Linked DNA regions of Homo sapiens: region 1 is linked to region 2. A link is an interaction called in ENCODE POLR2A ChIA-PET data of the cell type or tissue named here. Cell type or tissue: MCF 10A. All regions are shown on one strand.

The links. ChIA-PET counts read pairs that join two places held together with the same protein. Peaks named below come from ENCODE experiments on the same cell type or tissue, not always from the same donor. Only the 100,000 strongest peaks of a DNase experiment are listed, where the experiment ranks them.
Region 1: POLR2A ChIA-PET joins it to region 2 with 7 read pairs; 4 of 35 experiments call an interaction of 5 or more read pairs at or near these places.

What each region holds. Positions count from the first base shown.
Region 1 is chr20:1,477,483-1,479,982 of GRCh38, forward strand. SIRPB2 (signal regulatory protein beta 2) reads right to left here. Exons shown (of 5, transcript NM_001122962.2): 2 at 2,218-2,500; 3 at 784-1,125. Among named protein-coding and RNA genes, the nearest start is that of NSFL1C, 12 kb to the left of the region's middle. RefSeq lists an enhancer at 717-1,916. In MCF 10A, no CTCF peak of the experiment used is centred here; a DNase peak (open chromatin) is centred at 1,289.
Region 2 is chr20:1,353,805-1,356,304 of GRCh38, forward strand. The region is part of intron 2 of FKBP1A-SDCBP2 (FKBP1A-SDCBP2 readthrough (NMD candidate)); the gene reads right to left. The region is part of intron 1 of SDCBP2-AS1 (SDCBP2 antisense RNA 1); the gene reads left to right. Among named protein-coding and RNA genes, the nearest start is that of SDCBP2, 26 kb to the left of the region's middle. In MCF 10A, no CTCF peak of the experiment used is centred here; no DNase peak of the experiment used is centred here.

The DNA of each region.
Region 1 (2,500 bases), 120 kb after region 2:
CTGGGATGAGTCTGCCAGTTTCTATGTGGGTATGGGCTAGAAGTCAAACCCTGCAGCTATGAAGGACAAAGTTAGACTTTCTACTGGAGCACGTTTAGGGTATGGACCTGTCTAATTCATTGCAGTGTCTGCAGTACTTAGCATAGTGCAGGACACTCAACAGTCATGTAGTAGATGTTTGTTGAATTATTATTGTTACTATTATTTTTTGAGACGGAGTTTTGCTCTTGTTGCCCAGGCTGGAGTACAAGGGTGCGATCTTGGCTCACTGCAACCTCCGCCTCCCAGGTTCAAGAGACTCTCCTGCCTCAGCCTTCCAAGTATCTGGGATTACAGGCATGCACCACCACGCCTGACTAATTTTGTATTTTTATTACAGACGGGGTTTCACCGTGTTGGTCAGGCTGGTCTTGAACTCCTGACTCAGGTGATCCACCTGCCTTGGCCTCCCAAAGTGCTGGGATTACAAGAGTGAACTACGGTGCCTGGCCAATGTTTGTTGAATTATTAATGATCTATACAGAGTTCTGTGGAAACCAGAATGGGGAGAAATTAACTCTGCTTGAGAGGAGGAGAAGGTTTTACAGAGGAAGGGCCATTTGTGCTGGGCCTTGAAGGATGAGTAGGAGTTTTCAGAGAAAAGGAGAAAGCATTCCAGGTAGAGGGAAAAACTTATGTAAAGACATGGAGGCTGTGAAGAACTGGCTTGTTCGGGACATGTAGAAAAATTCCTGTTGAATACCTGCTCCGCTCTCCCGACAAGTCCAAAACCAATTGTCTCACCTTTCACTTTCAGGCTGGTGCCCTGTCCAGACAGGTATTGCCTGTTGGGTTTCCTCTGAAACTTTACACAGTAATAGGTGCCTGCATCCTCACTGGAGACGTTTTGCAGAAGAATGCTGAAGTCATTGTTGGAGGCCTGCACCGCTGTCTCCTTGGGGTGGGAGATGCCTCCAAAGTTGTAAATGGCCTCCCGGCTCAGACCAGCTCCCTGGAACCACCTGATGGGTCCAGGGGGACCGTCTCCAAGCACTGTGCAGTTCAGAAAGACAGTGTCTCCAGTGGTCCCCAACACCAATTCCTGGGGCTGGATGATCCACAGGTCTGGTTCAGGGTCCCCAGCTCCTGAAGCCAAAGAGGAGGTCCTTGTTGAATTCCCTCTCCTCTTCCATCGTTCACTCATTTCCTACCTGGTGTTTTCCCTCCCTTCCTTCTTTCCAGATTTCTTCACTCAGCCACTCCTTCCTGCTTTCTTTATTACTCACCAGTTGACTCATTCAGTAAAAAAGCTCTGAGTACCTACTACATACCAATGGTAGGATTGGGGAACATGAAACTCAGGAAGACACAAGTGCCCGGCCCTGAAGCCATTCTCTGTCTTCCAGTGGAGATGGTCAAAAAATTGCCCAGAGGCGGAAACCCAGAAGATGGCAGGACTACAGAGGAGGCACCATCATAGCTCGGAAGAAGCCAGTGAAGCCTTCCTGAATCTGGCATCAAGTTAAAATGAACTCCCACGTACAGATACTCTCCATGTCACCAGTTTATGGGGTGTTTCCACAAGCATCCATTCTATTTAATCACCCGAATGACCCTTGAAGTACAAATTGTTTTGCCTGTTTTTCAAGCAAAGCACTTGAGGCATGTAGAGCCAGGGTAACTGACTTAAGAAGGAACTACTATTCAATGACAGGCCCAGGATTTGGGTATTCAGGTCACCATAGGTGGACTTACAGATGCCATGATTGAGTACTTGGGGAGTGTGGTAGATGACATGATCAGCCTCAGGTTTTGACTCTGTGCTTGTAATAGGGTACATCCACACTCTTACCTTTGGTGCATGGTGGAAGACTATTCTTCCTTGTCCCTTGACTTGGAGCTGAGCCATGTGACTTGCTTTAGCCAGTGGGCTGTTAGCAGACATAATGTGAGTAGATGCTTGAGGTGTACTTGAAGAGTTGGGACTGGGCTTCTGCTTCTGCCATCTTTATGAGAAAACATGCCCCACATAGTTGCTACCTCTCCAGCCTGGGCTCTGGCATGAGACATGAGGAGTGGAACCACCCAGCCACATGTAAATGTGCATGTAGAGATACAAATATGTATTGTTGTATGCCACTGAAATTTTGTGTGATACAGCATGATACAGTGGATAAAGGTGACTGTGCAGGGAAACAGACTGGAGCAAATGTGTGGTCTGCAGGGCCTGATCCTTACCCTTCACAAGCACTGAGGTGCCTTCATCCGATTTCATTTCTGAGTGTTCACTCAAACCATCAAACCTCACACAGTGGTAGGTTCCAGTGTGCTCCCTGGTGACATTGTGGATATAGATGGAATAATCACAATTCAGTGGTTCTGATGTCCGTTGGATCATGGGCATTACCCCAGGGAAGGAGCCACGTTTAAAGTTATAAATTTCCTGTTGGTCCTGAGTGCTCACCTTCACCCATTTTATCATACCATCAGTGCAGGAGCCGACCACCATACACCTCAGTAG
Region 2 (2,500 bases):
GGGAGTCTGATTATTAAATGTCTTGAGGTAGTCTTATTTGGGTTAAATCTGCTTGGTGTTCTATATAACCTTCTTGTATTTGAATATTGATATATCTCTAGGTTTGAGAAGTTCTCTGTTATTATCCTTTTGAATAAACTTTCTACCCTAGTCCCTCTCTCTACTGCCTCTTTATGGCCAGTAACTCTTAGATTTGCCCTTTGGAGGCTATTTTCTAGATCTTGTAAGCATGCTTCATTCTTTCTTATTCTTTTTTCTTTTGTCTCCTGACTGTATTTTAAAATACACTGTCTTCAAGCTCATTAATTCTTTCTTCTGCTTGACAAATTCTGCTGTTAGGAGACTCTGATGCATTCTTCAGTATGTCAGTTGCATTTTTCAGCTCCAGAGTTTCTGCTTGGTTCTGTTTAATTATTTCAACTTCTTTGTTAAATTTATCTGATAGGATTCTGAATTTCTTCTCTGTTATCAACATGATTTTGTTGAGTTTCTTCAAAATGGCTATTTTGAATTATCTATCCAAATATTCATCAATCTCTGTCTGAGATTGGCCCCAGGTGGGTCCATAGATGTCGTCCAGAAGGCAGGGCCTGTAGTTGGGAACCTTAGGAGTCTACCTGATGCTCTATTCTACTGCGGCTGAGCTTGCATCCAAGCCACAAGACAAAGTCCTTTCCACTATTCCCTCCCCTTTCCTCAGGCAGAGGAGTCTCCCCATGGCCACCACTGTCCTAGGCCCGTGGTGAGTACTGCCTGGCTACCACCTATGTTCATTCAAGACCCAAGGGCTCTTCAGTCAGCTTATGGTGAATGCTTGTAGTCCTGATTCTCTCCTTTCAGGGCAGTGGGCTTACCTCTGGCCCAGTACAGGTCCAGAAATGCCATCCAGGAGCCAAGACCTGGAATCGGGGCCCCAGAGTCCCACTTGGTACTCGGTACTCTACCCAACTGTGGCCAAGCTGGTACCCAAGCTGCAAGACAAAGTCCCCTTTACTCTTCCCTCTCCTTTCCTTAGGCAGAAGGGGTCTCTCCCTGAGGCCACCGTAGCTGGGAATGTACTGGGTCACACATGAAGCCAGTGTGGCTCTGAGTCTCACCCAAGGCCTGCGGCCAGTACTACTTGGCTAACACTGCTGATTATTCAAGGCCAAAGGGCCCTTTAGTCAGCAGGTGATGAATTTTGCCAGAACTGGGTCCTTCTGTTCTGGCAGTAGGTTCCTTTCTGGTAAGTTTAGAAATGTCATCCAGAAGCTAGAGCCTGGAACGAGTGCCTCAGACCTCTGCTTAGTGTCCTATTCTACTGTGGCTGAGCTAGTATCCAATTTGCCAAAAAAAAAGCCCTGTTTACTCTTCTCCTCCTCTCCTCAAGCAGAGGGAAAGAGTCTTTCCTGGAGCTGTAAGCTGTGCTGCCTGGAGTTGGGGGAGAGATGACACAAGCACTCCCTTGATCACCCCAGCTGGTGTCTCACTAGGTCACATGCCTCCCAAGTACACTGGCTCCGAACACAGCATAGCACCAGGACTTGCCCAGGAATTGCAGTCCTTCTGGTCCAGACGGCCTTCCAAATTTATTTAGGACCCCAGAGCACTTTAGCCCACTTTGGCGGGGTTTGCCAGAACTCACGTTCTGACTGCTGGGATGGATGATTTGCCCCTGGCTAGGACATGGGCACTCGCGAAGTTCTGCCCCGTTGCTTTCCACTGTGAGAGGGCGGCACTGAGTTCCATTGCAGTGTCCCACAATCACTGTGCTCTCTTCCAGAAGTGCACATATTCTCTCTCCATACCACACTCAGTGCCTCTTTCTTTAATATGATTTTAATATCAAGTACTGTAATCACTTGTCTGATTTTTGGCTCCTATGAAGGTGCTTTTTTGTGTGGATCATTGTGCAATTTGGTGTTCTTGCAGGGTAGACAATTGCTGGAGGCTTCTTTTCAGCCATCTTGCTCCACCTCCTCCTGATTTGCTAGTATTTTATTGAGGAGTTGTACATCTGTGTTCCTGAGAGATTGGTTTTTAATTTTCCTTTATTATAATATCTTAATCTCGTTTCGGTATTAGGGTAGTGCTGGCCTCATAGGATGAGTTAAGAAGTATTCCCTCTGCTTCCGTTTTCTGGAAGAAATTGCAGAGAATTGATACTATTTATTCCTTAAACATTTGGTTTCACCAGTGAAACCAGTGAAACCATCTGGGTCTTGTACTTTCTTTTTTTGGAAGGTTACTAATTATTAATTCAGTATAAAACCAGCCTTGCATTTTAAGAATGAGTGAGAGGCATACAGTTTAATTCCATCACAACTGATCAGAAAACATACTTCACATAACTTCAATTATTTTAAATTTGTTAAAGTTTGTTTTATGTCCCAGGATATGGTCTATCTTGGTAAATGTTCCATGTGCACTTGAAAAAAAAATGTGTATTCTGCTGCTGTTGGATGGAATGTTCTAGAAATGTCACTTAAATGTTGTTGCTCATGTTGTTAATTTCTTCTAA